Regions from separate parts of the Mus musculus genome. Here region 1 is linked to region 2. Evidence: chromatin loops called from intact Hi-C (ENCODE). Cell type or tissue: heart. All regions are shown on one strand. Each heading gives the region's core, and the rest is flanking DNA. Links, peaks and the distances in the headings are about the cores only.

Region 1 (10,313 bases), core at 819-8,818, 57 kb after region 2:
CCATTGTGTGGTTTTACTCCAGTTTGTGTCTTCACGGGCTCCTAAGCATTTGAGTTGTTCCTATTTCTTGACTACCATGGAGAATGTTGCTGTGAGCATTCAGCTTCTGTGTGGCCATGTTTTCCATTCTCTTGGAGTCAAACAACACCTCCATGTTCAACTTCTCAAAAGAATTGCAAGCTGTTTTCCAAGCCATCCTCTGCCCAGTGAAGCACTGTCTGAAGATTCCCACACATCCACATTGTTGCCAGGGGGTGTTGTGTTTTATTCCTGTTTGTTTGTTTGTTTGTTTGGGGGTTTTGCTGATTTGGCTTGGGTTTCTGGTTTTGTTTTGTTTTGTTTGTTTGTTTGTTTTGTTTGTTTTCAGGCAAAGTCTCATTTAGTACAGGGTAGCTTTGAACTGACCTCAGTTGTTGGATCTTCCTGTGCCTCTATCCTGCGATCACAGGCTTGGGCCACCAACCCCCGGCCGACATCACTTGTTATTGTCTCTCTCATCATTACATGGCAACCTGGGTCGCAGCTGTATTGCACCTTCACATCTCCCCAAAGCTGGTTGCCCAGGCTAGAACCTTTGGAGCAATGTCCAACAGACGTCGTGAGCTTGGGTCTCTTCCGCTTATCTTCGCCATTAACTAGGATGTGTGCCGTGTCTGTGTAGTAGACAGTTTATCAGACTGGGACACTCCCTTCTATTCCTGGAGTGTCTCTCTCCTAAATGGATGTGTGTGTGTGTGTGTGTGTGTGTGTGTGTGTGTGTGAGAGAGAGAGAGACAGAGACAGAGACAGAGACAGAGACAGGCAGACAGAGAGGAGACACACACAGAGAGAGAGAGAGAGACAGAGACAGAGACAGAGACAGGCAGACAGAGAGGAGACACACAGAGAGAGAGAGAGAGAGAGAGAGAGAGAGATGTGCTGGGATTCCTACTTTACCTTTGATCCTTATTTATCACTTTCATTAGCTGCATGGAATGGTTGTATTTTTACTCCTTATCCATCAGTTTTTATGGGACACGTGGTCTATGCTGGACACGACAGTGGATGCTGAGGTCCTGTCTAGAAGGGAAGGAGCCCTGTGCATCCCTGGATCGTACTCCCAAGTGCAACAGACACCAAGTGATCGAACCAGGTGACTCAGTCCTCTAAGTCCACTTTCCCTTCATTTAAGATGAAACACACAAGCAAAGTTTCTCCGAAAAAGAATCCTTTAAATCTAGACGCAAGTCACAAAGCCATTGTGGACAGTAGGCTGAGCCTTTCACCTGGGAGTGCTCTATCTAGTGCAGAGGCTTGGAGGCTGGAGGAAGTTCTTTGTGTGTAAGGACCAGCAAATGTCCACTGTGACCAGGGCAGAGCCTAGGTGATGAAAGCTGAAGCAAGGGGAGGGAAATAGCGTTCATAGGGGGAGGGCATGGTAGCACCTCGCTGTGGAGCCCAAGCTGCCTCAAACCCATGACAGGCCTCATGCCTGTCTCCTGGATGTGGAGTTACAAGCATGAGCCACCCCGCCTGTCTTACAGTTTATTTTTTAACACGCTGATATGATATTCAGTGCCTCTGAGCAGGAGGAGGACATAATCTGGCTTGGATTTCATTTTTTTCTTATTTTTAGATTTACTTTACCACATGTTTATGAGTATTTTGCCTCATATACATAATGAACGCACATCACATGTGTGCCTTGTGCCACTGGAGGTCAGAGAGTGTTGGATCCTTGTTTTTTGTTTGTTTGTTTGTTTGTTTGTTTGTTTGTTTGTTTTTTGGTTTTTTGAGACAAGGTTTCTCTGTATAGTCCTGGCTGTCCTGGAACTCACTCTGTAGACCAGGCTGGCCTCAAACTCAGAAATCCGCCTGCCTCTGCCTCCCGAGTGCTGGGATTAAAGGTGTGCACCACCACACCCGGCGAGTGTTGTTGGATCCTATGCAGCTGGAGTTAAGGATGGTCATGAGCCATCATGTGGGTGCTGGGAACCGAACCCAGGCCTTCTCAAAGACCAGCAAGCTCTCTTAGCCACAGAGCCATCTTTCCAGCTCCCTCTCACCCAATTTAGAAGAAAAGCTTTGAAAATCTAAAGCCCGGATCATAGGGCTGGAAATATTTGTGTTGGCCACGGATTTTCAGTTACCCATGGATGTTAGATAACCAGTTGATAGTCAGAAACCCTATGGGGAGCCCAGAAAGGCATGGAAGACTCAGGTGATTTCACATCTGAGTGTGTGAGTAGCGTCTGTTGTAGCTAGGTCACTGAGGCTGCCTTGCTCTCCGGCTTTGGGGAGTAGTGAGTGAATACTGTTGAATTGCTGGAGGGGGTGAGAGGCCCAGTTCCTTCATTTGTTGGTAGAGAGGCCATTAAGTAAGGCATAGTTTTCTTCAGGGGCCACAGAGGTGGGAAGTAGGGGCACTTAAATAGTCTTCCTGGGGAGACATGAGCTGACATCTGCTCACCCCGTAGGAATCCAAGGACAGAGTAATAATACCACCAGGGCTCAACCTGTTTAACCAAGGCATCTGTTAGAGATTGCTTACAGGACCGTGGATGAGTCAACGACAGCTGTATCACCAACAGCTTACCCCAACATGAGTGATAACCAGAAACAAAACAAAACAAAACAAAAACAAAAACAAAAACAAAAACAAAAAAACTGCCACCTTAGAGCTGTCTTTACAACCCCGGAGCTGTCAGTTTGACACCTGGGAGAATCTCCTTGCCTCAGGAGCCCTTGCTGCTTATATAACCTTAGGGAGGGAGGAGCCTTGAGAATCTGGTTAGTTTTGGGTACTTCCTGATACTTGTGAGTTGTCTGCATCCCTCTCAGAGGATCTCTCCTCTAGGATGGACCTTTTAACTTGGAGGAAATTGCTACTCAACAAGCATCTTGCCATAGTATCCACCCAAGGATACTATGTGAGGAAGACAGCCCAGGAACTGGAGGCTCGCAGCCTCCTCACTTACAAGTCGTGATGTGTCAACTACAAACTGTATTTTTTTGGACTCTTAGCAGGTGTCTTATAGAGATTGTGGGGACATTTCCCACCTTCCCTGCCCCTTTGTCCCAGTCCCCATCTTCCCTCCCATGTCCACTCCTTTATATACAGATATGTGCACAGCATTCAAGGGCATTCAAGGGTGTCGCCTTTTAGTCTAGGACCCATAACACTTTCCGATGGGTCACTAAACCTGAGCCCACACCCACAGGCATCTCAGATGTTAAAGAGCAGGAGTCAGTCCTTCATTCAGGTTTTGTCCTTGCCAGCTACTTGTCTCCACCTCTGTCCCATGGGACACAGGGACCACAGGACAGCTTTGACCACCCTGACCCCTTGGAGAGGCACCTAACAGAACTCTGTGCATAAATTTTTGCACAACAGCCCCCTTGGGTGACTAGTACAAATGAAAATACTGTAAATACTTATGACGAACAGGCCATTTGAAACCAAATCATTCCATTCACTTGCTTTTTAGCAGGAAACAAAGGGCACCCTTTTGTGAGAGTGGGAAATGAGGGTGCCCGCACAGAGCCTGTCTGTGTCAAAGGTCAGAAGACTGGTGGCCCTGGGCTGAGCTGCTCAGCCCCTGTGCCAGGCTGCAGGTGCTGGTTGCTCTGGTTGCTCTGGTCGCAGAGACTCACAGCTATTCAGCCTTGGCCAGCTCAGTCCTTGGCATTGACTTTGTGGAGTCGATTAGCATTGCTCCTGAAGTTAGACTCCAGGATCTCTCAGAAGAGTAGTGGAGGAGGACAAGCAGCAGATGCTGAAAGAGAAGCTAGAGAGGGAGTCATGTTGATGCTGGTGGGACGCTCTCTGTGCGTTTATGTGCACGTATAGAGCACACCTGCCTTGACCCCATGGTTGACTAGCAACATACCTCCTCCCCTGGCTACCTGCCAAACACAGACTCACACACATACACAGAGAGAGAGAGACAGAGAGAGAGAGACAGAGAGAGAGAGCTCTATAGAGCTCCTTAGCCTGCAAAAAAATCTTTCTCCTGAGACATCAGTAATGACTTGTAATGACAGGTTTAATGGTTTATAATTCTGCCGGGACCACCTACCCAGAGGCCACGCCCTACTGACCTGCACAACCAAAGACTAAGCCTGAGTGCTCCCCGGTCCGCTGGAGTGCTCCCCGGTCCTCTGGAGCCGGGAGAGCTGCCTCCTGCTTTGGTTCAGTCTAGTTTGCCATGTGACTTTGACCATGTTACTCATCCTCACCATAATTCAGGGCTCTGACTTCTAACACAGGACCGATGGTTCTTATCTCCTGGCATTGTAGGGAGAACAGAGTAAATTCCGGTCTTTGAGTGTGTGTGTGCATCCAGGAGACAAGGGGGCCTCCAAAAATCCAGTGTTTTCCTCTTGCTTTAAGGTGGGAGGCTTTTACGGGCTCTCTTATGCAAGTCCTTAGGAGGCATTCACTCAGGGAACAGACTGGGAAAAGGCGAGCCTGCTTACAAAGGAGAGGGCCTGCAAGTCTCCCTGCTTGGAGAGTCTGCAGCAAGTGCTGGCTAGCAGCCTGGAGTGGAGGTGGGGCTGACTAGGTGGCTTGTTTTGCTAACTTCTGGTTTCCCTTTCCAGTCTGGTCTGTTTCTGGGTCACTAGTTGGATGGGTCACAAGTTACAGGATAAAATACAACATCCCAGCTGCTGAAGGCAGACAGGTGGACACTCTATTGCCCAGCCTGCCCTGCTGGCAGGGGAGAGGAAAGTAGTGAGTGGAGGGAGAGAGAAGAGAGGGCATAGCCTTTTTATGACCCTGTGACTCTTTAAGGGAAACCGTGATCTTACAGCTTTGTCCCCATGGGTCTGCCCTCTGTGTCACATGCTGAAGAGTGAATTGCAGGTTTCTTGTCTTCACCAGAGAGCCTCAGGTTCTGCTTTCAACGTTGTATTTGTCTCCTGATGTTGCTATACAAACATCCAACTTGATGGCTTAAAACAGGACTGTAGCCTTAAATTTCTAAGGCCAGAAATCCAGAGGTCAGGGTGTCCGACTGGTCAAGTCCCCACTAGGGCCTCTGAAGGGCATCCATCTTGCTTTTCCAGCTTCAGGAGCCTAGCACTTCTTGGCTTGAGGCCCCTTCCTCAAAGTACAAGGATCTTTCCCTAGTTTAGAGCCTCCCACCATGTAATGAATCATAATGGGCTCTGGCCCCAGCCTGTCCTAGCTCCTGTCCTCAGTCCTGCCTTTCTTCCTTGGACTTTTCCTTTATGAACTGTGTGTTTTGTCTTGTTTTAGTCTGTATGGATCTCACCGTGTAACAACTCCAGGCCAGCCTCAAAGTAGTGACCCTCCCAGGGCGCACTCCCAAAATCCGGGGTATGCTACCCTGAGCTCAGCTTCCTTCCTAGGCCTCCAAGGGACTTCTTAGAGATGGGAGATTATTTCATTGCAAGAGACAAAGGGCAGGGTCAGCGATTGTTAGTCTTAGGAAGTTTCCCTAGAACAGAGAGAGGAGCCTCTTGAGTTTGGGGGCTGTGGACACTGGAAAGACAGAGAGTCCAGGCATAGGAAGAAGGGGGACCCAGTATGCTTGAACTATAGGAGACACAGACAAGAAGGGTACCAGTGGCCCACATGTTGGTGTGACAGCCTTCCCCTTTGCCTTTCCCGCAGGGCGACTTCACCGAAGCACTACCACACTTCCCAGGTCTTGGTGCTTTTATTTTTAGTTTAGGGTATTTTCTATTGTTTGAAGGTTGCCTTGCAACCCTTTTGCCTGGAGGCTTTAAACAATATAGGGTTTCTTTGCTGAGCAGCAACAGTAGCCAAGAGAGACCGAACATAAACTTTTAAGTCTATTTTTTCAGAGTTTGTAAATCAGCAATGGCTTTAAACAGAGGAACAAGCGCCCCCAACTTGCCCCTCCTGGGGGAGGGCAGAAGGGTGCCTGGCAGAGAACACTGTGTGGACTCTTATCGTCTATGCGAACGCAGGGACAAGCTCCAGAGTAGGAAAACAAAACATCTGCTATTAATACACCCGAGTCCTCCAGCACACGGCTGGATTCGATTATTTGTGAAAGGGAAAGATACTCTTTACCCTCTAGAGCTCTCTTGCCAGCCAGGGCAGAGCGGGCAGAGGCAGTGCCCTCCGTGATGCGAAAGGGGTGGTCACCCAGGCCTAACTTTGGACAGGAAAGAGAAGAGAAGCCTTCAGACTCGTCCCAAGAGGAATGCTTTGCCTGGCTTGGGATGTCTGAAGCCCTGATGGCTTCATTCAGAATTAAGAAAGAAGAGGGCCCCACCCACTCAGAGGAGAAGACCGTGGGTAGGGGGGTGGGGCTCTGGGAGATTGTGGGAGGGGTGACCGGGAGAGGGGCAGTGAGTGGGATGTAAAGTGAATAAGTAAAATAAAATAAAATAAAATAAAAGAAGGGGGCGGGGTGAAACAGGCTCAGTCAGAAAGCTCGGCAGGGAAAGGGCCAGAGTACCCTGCCTCTCCATCACACAGGCATCATCACTATGTCTATGTCCAACTGCAGGAGCCAGAGACCCAGGCAGCCTTGGCAGGGAGCAAGGCTAAAAGAGGACAAAGCTGAGAAGAGACAGAATGGTGTGTGGAGCAGATACAGGGTCTTTAGCCCTCTCTCCTCCCAGTGACAAAGTGTCCAAATTGGCAGGGGTTGCCTAGATGTCTAGTTAATGATAAGCCTTCAGCTGGCAAAGAACCAGAGGGAGGGGTGAAGGGGAGGGGGCAGGAGCACACACAACACCTAGTCCGGTGCCTGCTGGGTCACCCCAGAGGCTCCACAGTGTCCTAACTGCCTGGAAGGTTCCCTGCTTATCACCCACCAAAGTTAGGCTGCTGCCTCAAGCCCAAAGAACATTCGAGCAGCCAAGAGCCTCGGGCAGACACTGGGAGAAGAGGGCCGTGCTAGCCGGGCCTGCCCTCTCCAAGAACAAACAGGACAAAGGTCACTGTACTCGGAGCCGCCTCTCCCATCCTGCCTGGCTCCTGTGCCACATACCACAGTTCGTCCTGGCATTGCCACACCAGGCAGGTACCCGCCGTTTCTGTGCCCATTCCAGATCTTATTTCCCAAGTGGGACCCAGTGCCATCCTAGTGGAAGCGATGGTGTCCCATCACCTTAGAACAGGAAAGCCATCATGTCGGAACCTGTTGGGGAGCCACGCTTGCTTGTGACACATTTAGATGCGAGTATATATGAGAGGAAAGAGTCTTTAACCAAAGCCAGCTAGCTCCCTGGCCTGCCTACAGAAGCCGCTCTCTGTGGGAACGCGGCTCTCCAGGCCACCTTAGAACCTAAGCTGACTGACAGTGTAGTACTGCCATCCAGGCAGGCTTGGATCCGTCTCTCCTCCAGCGGCTCCAAGTATCTACTGGGCTGCTCTTTGAGAATTCAAATAAGTTGGAGACCACAGAGTTTGGCAGGAGTAGGCAGGCCTGGCACTGGTTAGCCAGAGACAGAGCAAGGGAAAGAAGGCTTGGGCATTGTGAGCCGCTGAGGTCCTGGCCCACGGCCTTCTTGCTGGGTGGGTCTGAGGGGAGCTGCTGCTTTTTCTTGTCTGGGGATGGCCTCCAGGCCCTGAGATGATGGGCATGTAGCCACAACGCTCACCGAAGCCCAGACCGCACAGAGCACACCGCGTGAATTCTCTCTTTGTTCTGTTGCTGTTTTGTTTTTAATTTATGTTTTTGAGACAGAGTCTCCTGTAGCCTAGGCTGGCCTCAAACTCACTATGGAGCCCAGGTTGACCTTGAACACCTGGTCTTTCTGTCTCCATTTCCCAAGTGCTGGGATTACAGATATGAACCATCATGTCCAGGGTGTCTCCTTGTTTAACCTCCACGATACCTGTGGCTCAGGTATAGCACTGACCCACCAATGAGTGAGGACGGAGACTCGGAGAAGTTGAACCGCTGTATGTGTGCCTGCATGAGCCCTGGCTGTGACTTAGCCCCCCTGCGCTGTGAGGACAGGATAGTAGAATTGGAGGCCTTGCGCAGGCTTCTTAGAAGCTACAGCTCCTGATTTATGCTCCTCAAAGCTGTCTGAGGAAGTTGTTTAGCTTCTAAGGTGATAGATGAGGACTGGGTCTTCTGTTTGGAGAGCCTAGGGCGGAGGGTAAGTCAGGACAGTTTCTCTCCTCTGGTCCCCAAGGGCTCCACAGGCCAACTGCTGGCCAGTGTTTACATCATCATTTTTAAGGCACTGGCCTTAAGCACAGCCACTCGAAGCTCACTCACCCCCCTTTCTCTGTCTCTCTGCTTCTGTGTGTGTATGTGTGTGTGTGTGTGTGTGTGTGTGTGTGTGTGTGTGTGAAGCCGAACAGGAGCACTTCCCACCCATTCCCTTTGACGCAATCAGCACCAGCCAGAAACCCAAGACCCAGCTGAAAGCCCGGCTAATGCATGTTTCCGTAGACAAAAACACCTTTTGTGGCCAAGCCACTTTGGGTGCCGGGGTGCTCTGCATCCCTGCCGTGACCCCCAGGAGCCAGCTGGCCGAAGCACTTGTACAGATTGGGGTGGCCACGGCAGCTTGCGTGGAGTGTGGGAAGAGGATGCCTGGGCCACAAGCATTTGTGTCCAGGGCCTTCTCTTTAAAAGTCTCTTAGCAAAGGAGGAGGGTGGAGGCGTTTCTACAGCCGGGGAAGAGCCTCCCTCACATGTAGCTCTGAAAGGGAAATTTTAGTCCAGTACCTCTCAGCCCTGCCAACAAGTGCGCCACTAGCTGCCCCATAGCCACTTAGGGTACTCTTGTCCCCTTCTATGGGCATGCAATGCTGGTGGAGGACCCTTGTTCCTCTGGCTGTCCCCAGGAGCCACAAAGACCACAGTCTAATGTCCCAGCTGGCCCATCAGCTTTGCCCACACTGCTTCTGAATGTATACTTACTGGCCACAGGTCCCAGCTCTCCTGTCCCTGTGCCCTGCTGTCCTCTGGTTAATAAGCAGCTCACTTAAAGACACCGAGGAGCCTTTGGAGAAGCAGAGAAAGCCTGTGGTTCCCAGAGTGCAGGCCAGGAAGGCCTGGACTCAGCCCAGGATCTCCGGGCCTGTTCATGTTCTCTACCCTTTGTAGGCTTCCTTGTGGACGGCAGAGGATCCCCACCCAAAAGCCGCAGTAGACAGCTAGGTGAGGCAGTGAGGTAGTTATTAATCACAGGGAGGCATGCTGAAGCCTGAGGTCCCTTCCTGGACGAGCTTTAGTTTTTTTTCCTGAGAGACCAGATCTACGAGCTCCCTGAACTTCAAGCACTAACCTCGATCCCCCCTCTCCAGGGCCCAGCAACTGCTGGGGTGGCTCTCTTTCCACCCACCCCTTCCCACCCATCTGCCTAGCCAACCTCAGGACCTTTGGATTTGACCTTGAGAAGTCTCTGTAGAAGGGAACACTGGGGAGTGTGTATCACACACACACACACACACACACACACAGAGAGAGAGAGAGAGAGAGAAAGAGAGAGAGAGAGAGAGAGGCCACTGGCTCTAAATCCAACAGCACAAGGGGAGTTGGAGCCCCTCCCAGGACTTGCCCATTCTCAAGGTCTTGGTGACCTTTCACACCTCCTGCAGGGATCCCCATTGCCAGCAGAACTGTTTTGTTGAAGCCCAGCAACAGGACAGGTTGAACAAGAGATCTCTTGACAAATGCTTAATCCTCCCTGACTTGGCCTCGGGTTGCTTAGCCAAATTTATCGGACACTGCTGGTGCCCACGGAAACATTACCTTTGTTCCAGGCATTGTGTCTGGATGTGGGAATCCAGGGTCAACAAGGTGGAGGCCCTGTTCTTGAGGACAGACTAGTGAGAGAAATGGTATAAAACAGAGAGCCCACTCCTTCCATACACTGCCATCCACCCCTGCTCTCCACACCCCTCCTCTCACCCCCTCTGCCTCTTGTAACTTATAAACTGGTTGCAGATCTACAAAAGAGGGTCATTGGACACAGAGGTGGCAGTCACTTGGGTCTGGAAACCCAACACCGTGGAGGTTGAGGAAGAGAGACAGTTCAAGTCCAGCCTGGACTAAAGAGTAGACAGCGAGCAGTTACTGTAAAACTGGATAGAACGAGACTAGTGAGATGCTCCACAGATAGACACCTGCCACCAAGCCTGATGACCAGAGTTTGGTCCCCCAGCCCACGTGTTGAGAGAACCGGCTCCCAAAAGCTGCTCTCTCATTTCCATTCATGTACTTTGACATTTGCACATCCAAACAAATACATCCACAAGAAATTTTTTTTTTCAAGTGGACTCAGTGACTGCTCTTCCAGAGCATCCAGGGTCAGTTCCCAGCATCCACACAGTAACTCACATCTGTAACTCATATCTGTAACTA
Region 2 (10,313 bases), core at 1,317-9,316:
GAGCAGGCAGTGTTGGTCAGGAGCAGCAAAGCTGACCCTGAACATTTATATTGGTGAAAATCCTCCCCCAAAAGGTAATTTCACAAGATAACAGAAAACTGAATGTATTTACTATTTTATTCTCGTATTGACTATCCAACTAGGCATCCATCATTTCTCGTAAGAAAGAAGCCAAAGCTGAGGAGCTGCAGGAGACCAAGGAGAAGCTGGCCAGCCTTGAGAGAGAGGTGTTGGTGAAAACAAACCAGACCCGGGAGTTCGACGGCACTGAGGTTCTGAAGGGAGATGAGGTAAGTTGAAGCATCCCATGACTGAAGGTTATGACAGTGAAGTTTGTTCTAGATCACTGACGCGGTTAACTTCTTAAGTGTATGTTGGTGTGAAGTTAATTCATTTAGTAAAAGTTACAAAAACTGAAGTATTAAATGTTTTGTCCTTTTTGAGGTAATATTGACAATTTCTTGATATAAGATATGAAAGACTGGAGTTTTTCGAAACAGTATTCCAGAGTTTCACTTGTCTTTTGATTTAAATTGTGTGTGTGTGTGTGGGGAGGGTGTGCTTGTGAGCATGCATGACTGCAGAGGCCAGAGGTGTTGTGTTTCGTAGAACTGAAGTCACAGTAGTTGTGAACTACCTGATATCAGTGCTAGGACCCAGACTCAGTCCTCTGGAAGAGTAGGGCGTGCTCTGAGCCATCTCTCCATCACCAGTGCTTTTACATTTTAATGACTTAATATTGGATTTATTTAAGTATTAAATTATAAAAGCAAAGCAAACCTAGTAGAATCAAATAGATAAGAATTTGTCTTTGTTGATTAATAAAGTAAGAAAGCTTTATTACTAAATTGCTGTTAGTAGTATGCATTTGACTAACAACCGTGAAAGTGACCTCATCCTGCATGTTTATCTGTTTTAAAATGCTACATTCCTATGCCCTTTGCGTTTTGAGCAATGCTTTAATAATTGCGTTTATGGCGTCAGACTTGTAAGTTAGTGGGGCAGTTAATCTTGATTGCTGATGGCTGAACTCGAGTAGCAAAATACCATTCTTCATTGTTTTCCATAAAATTAGCTCAAGTGCAGCTGAGGGTAAAGCCAGACATCTTGAATAAAGCCCAGAGTCTTGTCTCTGCCCAGTGCTTTCTTACGTAGCAGTTCAAGTGGCAGGCCACAGCTGGACTCCAACACCTTGCCTGTATTCTCTAGCTTCTAGACCCCAGCAGAGGCTCCTTTGAAAAGCTGCACATAGCCAAACCTCATTTTGGACTTTGAGAAGTTCTTGAGTTAATACTGTGAAAAATTGGCCGTGTTCCTTCCCTGTGCCCAGCACAAGTGGATTCTTCCTCTGCTGCAGAGTGTCCCCTGAGCTTCTGACTGTAGCTTTCCAACGTGGCTTTCAGTCTAAAGGGAGCAGCACTGCTAGTGAGGCAGCATGTGGTCGACACATCCTTCAGGAGCTGGGTAGGAGACTCCTGCCTGCTTCCTAGGTTTTATCAACTGTGAAGGCCCAGTGCCAGGGCAAGTGCTGTGACCACAGTGCTGTGGACCCTGCCTCAGGCTCACTGGGCATTCTCTCTATGCACATGTGGGGGGAAGGAACCCAGTGACAAGCTGTAAGCCTTTATTTTCAAGACATCATGTTGTGTAGAGGTATCTGACAGCAGACCAAGAATACTTTTTAAGTGGAAAAAGATAGCTTTGGAATTGCTATGGTCAACTTAATTTTTGAGAAATGTGTGATCAAAACTAGAACAAATCAAGTAAATTATTTGGCATTTACCTAAGAGAACAGAAGGTATTGGGGAACATTATGCGTAATTTCTAAAGAACAAATCTTGGTAGACCAATTTTATTTTCAACTTTGATAGAGGATAGACCATATGGGCAAGGGGAGGAAGCTTGCTCTACTTAACATTACATAAGATGGGCGGCCTTCTCTGGAGTTTCTTATTTGGCATCACATGGTAGTCACTCAACCCCTCTTACTTAAATGTTACCTATCGGAGCACTTGATGAGAGGGTGTTAAGAGAGAGTGGCACGAAGCTGCCTGCTTGTGGCTTGTGCCTGTAAACACAGCACTCAGGAGTGCCTTGAGGCAGGAAGATTGTCAGAAGTTTGAGGCCAGCCTGGGCTACATAGCAAGTGCCAGGCCAGCTTGGATGGACTACATAGACTCTGAGAGAAGGTGGGGAAGGAGGGAGGATGGGTTGGTTGTATAGTGTTTATAAAGGATGCCATGACAGAACCTCGTGCAGAGTGAGGACCGCTTAAGTGCATCCAGGGAGAGCATTGCACAGCTGAGACTTGTCCAAAGTACGGTCTGTGTTTTTACTGACCTTGAAAAGATTCTTGACTTTTCTGAGGATTTTCCGTCTGTAAAATGGGGATGATGGTCTCTAGGAAAAACACATCAAATATTTGATATCAAAGCTTCTTACAAAGCGGGCTGAGTCACCACGTCGCACGTGGAGCCATCATTCTATGGGGGGGGGGGTTTAATGCACGTTGGCGTCGTCTGAGTGCCACTCATCCACATCGGCAAGTGTGAATGTACAGAGTGTGCAGGATGGTTAATGCCAGATGACTAGGTGTGTCTTCCCTGCTCACGATGAAGACTGACTGCATTAGTGCCTACAGGGTCCGTACAGCACCAGACGCTCCGGTGCGTTGGCTTCTGAGACTTCTCTGGTCTCGTTATCACTGCGTGGATATTGTGGAAACTAAAACTCTAGTTCACAGCTTAACATTTGAGAGCAGCGTTCAAACTGGAGCTATTAGAAAACTATGAAATAATTTTCTACTTGATACATAACCTAGATTCAAGATGGAGTAAGACAGTGCTGGTAAGAATTATTGTAGCAGCTGTTCACTGAGCCATTGCCATGTGCTCAGTCTTTAAAAACATACCTTTGGTAACAATAAATAAATAAATAAATAAAATGAATGGCAAACAAGTTAACAAAAACCTCAAATACCCATATCTTTGGTAATGGATGTCCAACAATAGGAATGTACTTGTGATGGTAATCTTGTTAGTGTGATTAGAGTAAGAGACATGTAGAAGATCAGTGCAGTCCAGTTCAAACTTTTTATGTGTATGTGAGTTTTTTCTGTATGTGTATCTATGTGCCATGTGCATGCCTGGTGTCTGGGGAGACCAGAGGAAGGAGATGGAGCCCCTGGAGTTACAGAGACTTGTTAGCCACATGTGGGTCCTCTGGAAGAGCGGCCAGTGCGCTTATCTGCAGAGCTGATTAATCTGCCCAGCTTCCTGAATAGATTGTTATAGTATGAAAGTCGGACTGTTTCTTATCCCCAATCCAACCCTTCCAGAGAGAAACAAGTGATAATGCATCTTTAAATCATGTCAGGCCTGTCTCTGGAGACAGACACAGAAATACTGTTCTGTGGGTTTGAGAAATTTGAGTAGCATTGTACTGTGTTTTGAGTAGAAGCCAAAGAATCTCCTCAAACACCTGTGTAGATTCTAAAAATAATAATTGCATATATTTTTGACACATTCTAATGTAGTTTTTTTGTTCTAGCCATGGAACAGTTTTAACTATTAGCTTCTTATTTGAGTTAACAAATTCCTTTATGGTGTTAGTTTCTTTTGTTTTCCTCAGATACTTTGTAATTTAGATAATATTAACATTTTTTTCTGTAACTTTTATGGGTTTTGAGTGGCTCAGGGTATCTGGGGTTTGTATAGCCTTTCCTCAAGCTCAACATTGTATTTTCACACTATAGCAGGGCAACATCTAGAAGAAGGGTCCCAGCAGACAGGGGGGGCATGTTCACATCCTCTGTTGAGAACAGCCACCTCATTTGTTTTATCTGAACAACGAAAATAAGACTTTGTTTGAGAATAAAATTTCATGTTAAAAAGATTTGAAAGTTACTGGGCAGTGGTGGTGCACGCCTTTAATCCCAGCACTCGGGAGGCAGAGGCAGGTGGATTTCTGAGTTCGAGACCAACCTGGTCTACAGAGTGAGTTCCAGGACAGCCAGGGCTACATAAAGAGATCCTGTCTTAAAGCTAAATTAATTAGTTAATTAATTAAGAGTGAAAGTCAATGAATAAAATAGGTGGGAATCACCCTCCACGGAGCATATAGGAATATCTCAGTGTGACTTTTCAAAATGTTATCACTTATAAGAGAAAACACACTTTAATTTGTAAGTTAGTTTGATATTAGATTCTGGTTAAAAATCTTCATATGGAGGCTGGAGAGGCAGCTTAGTGTTTCTGAGCACTGGCTGCTCTTCTGGAGGATCCCAGGTTCAATTCCCAGCATCCACATGGAATCTGTAATTCCAGGGGATCCAACACCCTCTTCTGGCCTTTCATGGACACCATACTTACGTGATGCATAGACACACTTGGGCAGACACTCCACACATAAAATAAAAATAAAATTTAAATCTAAACAATAACATAAATCCATATATGGTTTAAAGTGCAAGTCACTGCCATTATTCCAAATTAAGACAACTTTGAGTATTGGAACAAGATCTTAAGTGATCTTACCTTTTCTGTTTTGAAGTGTTTACATGTATTACACAGAAGTCTCATTGGGATGGAGCTAGAGCAGCTACACCAGTAGCAGCAGTAATGAGAAGGCAGGACCAAGACAGTGTCGGTGTCTTGGTGGCAGGTGCTGCTGTCAGTGGGCTTCTCTACAAGTAACAGGAAGGTGTTAGCTCCAGGGGAGCCTCTTCTAGGATGCACTCCCTGATGCTGTCTTCCTGCTCACACCTTCACTGTGGCCTTCTCCAGCATATGCTATGCTGACAGCAGTCTCTGTGGACCGTTATAGTCTGTAGCGCTCTTGAGCTCACAAGTCAGGAAACAGTAAAGACCACAGATGCGGCTTGGGTACCAGACACTTGGAATGAAAGCTTCCTTGCTTCCTTCCTCCCTCCTCCCATCCCCTGCTTCCATTTCTATCTACATGGTTTCATTGTGCAGCCTAGGTGGCCTGGAACCCAATATATAGACCAGGGTAGTCTCAAACCCACAGAGATCTGCCTGTCCATTGAAAAGTTGTTTGTTTTTGTTTTTGTTTTTTTTAAATCAGACTATGAATATTAACAAATGTCTTGGCACTATTTTGCAAGCCTCAGTTGATGAGAAAAATTAATCATTCTTCACCCTAGCCATGGCTGTTTACATCTTCAAGTAGTTTTATAATCCTGATCACAAGGTTAAATTTGCTATTTAATATGGTAGCCTGTAGCCAATTCTTTTGGTGTGATATTTTGCCATTTTTTTAGTCAACAATCTAAGCTTGTAGGCTATGTTCCCAGGGTTTTCATTCAGATTGGAGTATGTCTTTTGGGTCTAAATTCTTTTAAAGCACCAAATGAACCTGAAGGGTGTGTACGTTCCCCTGGTCCATGGGTTGAGAGGTCACCGTTGGGTGCAGCCCATTGCACCCTCTTCCCCACCATCACCAGACGCTCGGCAGTTCGGAAAATGTGCTTAGTCAAATACTATTATAAGCAGCTTTAAAAACAGCCAAGCATTTCATTCTGCAGCCACCACCAGAAATCCTAGAGCTAAATAGGGAAGATTATGAAATCTTCTTTAAGGACTTCAAAGAGAAGCAGCGTGGAGATAAGGGAATCCTGGCAAGATCTGCTGCAGCTGTCAGTTCCCGAAAAATTGGGAACCAAATTTTGACACTTGTGGTTGAATCATCCGCCCTTCCAAGTGAGCCGAGGCAAGCCTGCCTGCCTGCCGTATTTTTAGAGCCTTTCAAATCGCATTGTTCTCTATCATAGCAGGGCCTATGGGTCCTAAAATTTCCTAAGACAGAGAACAAAATTGGACCAAATAAATTTGGCTCAGCTTACTATAATAGAAGTAGTATGTGATGCAGGCAATATTAGATTTTCAGCTTTTTTCTTGGAACATTAACGGCAGGTGAAGCGTTCATTAGAGTGAGCTGTGAGCTGGTGGTCTGATTCCTAGGAGAAGCACAGAGACTTGGGAGGGCGTGGTCCGCTCTCTTAAGATAGACATTCCTGGGCCAGCCTCTGCTTAAGGCTGATTGCAACCAGCACATATAACACTGTTCATTATAGACTGTAAAGAGGGCACAGCTAACTAGCTACTACCATATGCACATAATTACATCGTTCATGCTTGCCTGCTGAGATTTTCTAATTTAAAGTTTAAAATGTAATACTAACAGGTTGGGAAAGGTTGGGATAGTATTTGTGTACGTGTTTATGTTACACTGGTTATGCTGGGTGTTGTGAACAGACGGCCATTTTAGCAGAAAACAAAGGTTGCTTTGAAACATTTTCTTTTTGCTTAGAGTAGGTAGCAGCTCTGAGAGCAAACTTCTGAGCCTGTGAGCGGAAAAATAGCCTGACCAATGGGAATGCTATCTTTGGACACAGCATGTTGTTTGTACATAGTGGCATCCCATCCCTGAACTCTTTAGCTCCCTCAAGCCTATTTCTATGCACTTTTTATTTAAATATCATTTGACCAGACAATTGGCAAAGATGTGATTTAATTGAGACATGGAAACTAGCACGGGGGTTGGACTAATGGGATTTGAGAACAGACAGTACTCATTCTGGTCCACTTGTAAGAAGAAACTTGAGAGCTTGGTGGAATTTCTCATTTCTCCTTTAAACTATGCATGGCTCTTCATAGTCCTGAGCAGCAGAACGTTCATTCCTATTGTGTAGCTGTCTTGTGAAACCCTTCCAGCTTAATTGCTCAGAATAAAATTTTCATGCTGGATATTGAAGCAAAAAAAAAAAAAATTGGAGTAGGGGCAGATTCTTGTTTTCAGGTAAGTGTTCAGAACGAGGTTGAAAGTCCAGTAATTGTTTTGTAGTTCCCGGTGGGCTTGCGAAGTGTCAGGAATAGGTCAGCCCAGATTCTGATCATTACTGTAAAAGGTTAGGAACACAGTAAGCAGATAAAAGGAGAAAGAACATTTGTCAAATTCCATTTCGATCATGAAGGAGCTGAGTCTATAATATTGTTCCTAAAGGCACAGCTAGCACTGTAAATCATTAATCCATTACCCACCCCAGTGCCTGCAGATAGATTAGTTCCACATAAGAGCGTGTTCCCTTAGCACCTACGGCCTAAACCGAAAAGCATGAATCCTACTGACCTAAGCATTCACAGTGGGGGCTGCTCTTTCCCAAATGACAACATTGGATTCCATGTGTATAATGGTACACAGGATTGATGATAGTACTGAATTGCACTTTTCTACCCAATGGCAGGCTTGGAGTTTCACTGTAATGAGGACACATTTGTTTGGGTGACCTATTACAGTGCAAAATGGGAAGCTTTTATCTTAATCTTGCACAAATGTATTGCTTATATCCTATGCCTTTATTTTCCCCCTTTAAAATGACTTGTTTTTTTCAAACAAGTCTCTTGACTGGTGAAATAGCTCATTGGTTAAAAGCACCTACTTGCTCTTTGGAAGGACCAGAATCCACATCAGGCAGCTCACAGCCACCTGTAACTCCAGCCTCTGGGAATTTGATGCTGTTTTCTGGCCTCTGGGAACCTGCACACACACTTAGGCGCATGTGCACACACACACACACACACACACACACACACACACACACACACCCCAAATGATGATGATGATGATAATGATGATACTACTACTACTAAAATCGTTTAAAGCCTGGGGATGGCACTCTGTTTAAGCTTTTGTAAAAGACCCAGGTTCAAGTTCCCATCATCCACACAGTGGTTCAGAACTACTCCTAGCTCCAGTTCTTGGGGACCTGCTGCCTTCTTGTGACCTCCGCAGGCACCAGGCACACCTTTACAATTTTGTTTGTGATTGGCAAGGTGGCACAGTCAGTAGTGTTTGCTGCTGAAACATGAGGGCCCCAGTCAGTGTCCTCCACCACCAAATAAAATCCTGGTGTGATATCAGCCACATACATGTGCAAGTTCACACACATGAACACACGCAGTGAAACACTGTGTCTTTAAAGATAAAATGCTTAAATTTTGGAATGACTTCCTTTGGAAGTCATTCTTTTCATTTTAAATTTACCTTTTCATTTCCTTACATGTGAATATATCTGTGTGCACAGAGCACCTGTGGAGGTCAGGGGATGGCATGAGGGAGGCAAATCTCTCCATTCACTCTGTGGGTCCCAGGGTTAGAGCTCAGGTTGTCAGGCATGGCTGCAAGTGCCTCATTAGCATGAAACTGATTTCTTTTAATAAAAGACTTGCCTATTAATTTGAGTGTGTACACATGCACATGCCCAGCACAGGCGTAGACACAGGAGGAAGCTTCTGGGAGCTGGTTCTCTCCTCCTGCCTCCTGTGCATTGCCGTCTCTGTTGTTTCTGAGCTGCACGATTCTCCGCTCTGCTTCCTGGCACTTTTCAGACATGCTAGGATCACAGATGTACACGGACACATGGGGCTTTCTGCATAGGCTCTCGGGACGGAACCTAGGCCATCAGGCTCAAATAGCAGGGACTGTTTCCTGCTGTGCTGCCTGCCAGCTGCTTACAGTGATTCTTGGAAACATCTACTTTGGAATTATTCTTCTTTAGAACTATTTTAAATAGCCTCTTCTACATTTTAAACATTTACTTATTTTAAAGTGTATAAGTGTTTTTCTACATGTGTGTTTGTGTAGCACATGCATGTGTGTGTGTCTATATGTACATATACATGTATGTATGTATGTATGTATGTATGTATGTGCCTGGTACCCTCAGAAGTTAGGAGAGGGCAGGAGATCCCCTAGAACCAGAGCTATGTGGTTGTAAACGCCCATGTGACTGCTAAGACCCTAAGTGCTTGTAACTGCTGAACCATCTCTCCAGCTCCACTCTAGGGCATATATTTTTAAAACTTTTATAACTAAGCATAGAACATTTAAGGTTTTTAGGCAGTGGTGGTGGAGGGTTTTTTTTTTGCTGTTGATTTTGTTTTTTGAGACAGGGTTTCTCTGTGTAGCCCTGGCTGTCCTGGAACTCACTCTGTAGATTAGGCTGGCTTCAAACTCAGAGATTTTCCTGCCTTTGCCTCCCCAGTGCTCAGATTAAAGTGTGCGTCACCACTGCCTAGTCAAGGTTTTATCTTTCAAGCATAATCTAAGAAGAAAAATTTCAACTAATTTTTTATGTTAAGATGCATTCATTTGCCAGATGTAGTAGTGTACTTTTTTAATCGCAGCACTTGGGAAGCAGAGGCAGGTGGATCTCTGTGTTTGAGGCCCGTCTGGTCTGGTGTACATAGTGAGTTCAGGACAGCCAGAGCTACATAGTAAGATCCAGTCTCAAAAAATCAAAACAACAACAACAAAAAATTATTTATAACAGTATATGTGTGTCATTAGCAAAACAACAGCCCTTTCATTTAGGACCAGTGTGTTGTTATTTAAACAATGGAATTGCACTGTTGATATTTTAACCCGTGTTTGCTGACAGAAATAAATATAAAAGTCACACAACTTTCATTACCACCTCCCTTCCCTCTAAAGGTCATTTACTTACCTCTTTGATCAGTCTGGCTTGTAAAATTCAGCAATATTTTTGAAGTATGTCCGCAGTTACTTTAATGAGAACACTTTGAAGCACTTTTTCCCAAGTGCTCACAGACCCAGGACGGTGGTGGTAGCAGCAGGCTCCTTTTAGCCTAAAAGTGGGAGGAGAAGTCTTTCAAATCTTATTTTTAATGATGGTTCTTAAATGTTTTAGCTTCCCTTTTAGCCTATAGCCCACCAGAGGTAGTGGGAAAGAAAGAAAGGATACAGAGTGGGAGGGTGGAGAAGTGAATCTACTTATAGAAAGGTTCTTTGGAGCAGCTCCTATCTGTGTTGTCTGGAAATCGGCAGTTCAGTTTACAGGTTAGCAGTGACAGCTCAATCCACTGGCAAACACTTCATGGATACACTAATAGTCTAATTCAGTAGCAAACTCGAATCAGCAGCAGTACCTAGCAGAGAGAAACAGGCATCAGTCTTGGCACGAGTCAGTAGGAGGGATCCGGAGGGACATCAGGAGAAGTTTTCAGTTTGTATCTCAGCGGGCAAAGAGCAGCGAAGACAAAAGACCAGCAAGCATTTAAGGCTACCTCAGCCAAACTCAGCCTCTGTCACTGTTCATCAGCCAAACTCAGCCTTTGTCACTGGTCGTTCTTTTTATAATCCCTCCAAATTTCACATGTCCTCCATGAGTCTTGCCTCAGCATGTGCGTCTGTCTCAGCTGACATCACTCTGCCAATCAGCCTGAGTCTGCAGAAGCATCAAGAAGCTGTAGCACACCACCAGAAGGTTTTTG

What was found. Hi-C counts contacts between places; a loop is a spot of excess contacts. Peaks named below come from ENCODE experiments on the same cell type or tissue, not always from the same donor. Only the 100,000 strongest peaks of a DNase experiment are listed, where the experiment ranks them.
Region 1: a loop joins it to region 2, with 4 times the contacts of the local background. A loop is called at or near these places in 2 of 42 quality-filtered maps.

The regions. Positions count from the first base shown.
Region 1 is chr5:122,523,682-122,533,994 of GRCm38, reverse strand. No RefSeq gene overlaps it. Among named protein-coding and RNA genes, the nearest start is that of 1700040P09Rik, 15 kb to the right of the region's middle. In heart, for the core only: no CTCF peak of the experiment used is centred there; DNase peaks (open chromatin) are centred at 4,514, 6,074, 6,844, 8,314 and 3 weaker places; H3K27ac peaks cover 6,326 bases.
Region 2 is chr5:122,581,057-122,591,369 of GRCm38, reverse strand. Ift81 (intraflagellar transport 81) reads left to right here. Exons shown (of 19, transcript NM_009879.4): 11 at 144-290. Among named protein-coding and RNA genes, the nearest start is that of Ift81, 28 kb to the left of the region's middle. In heart, for the core only: no CTCF peak of the experiment used is centred there; a DNase peak (open chromatin) is centred at 5,559.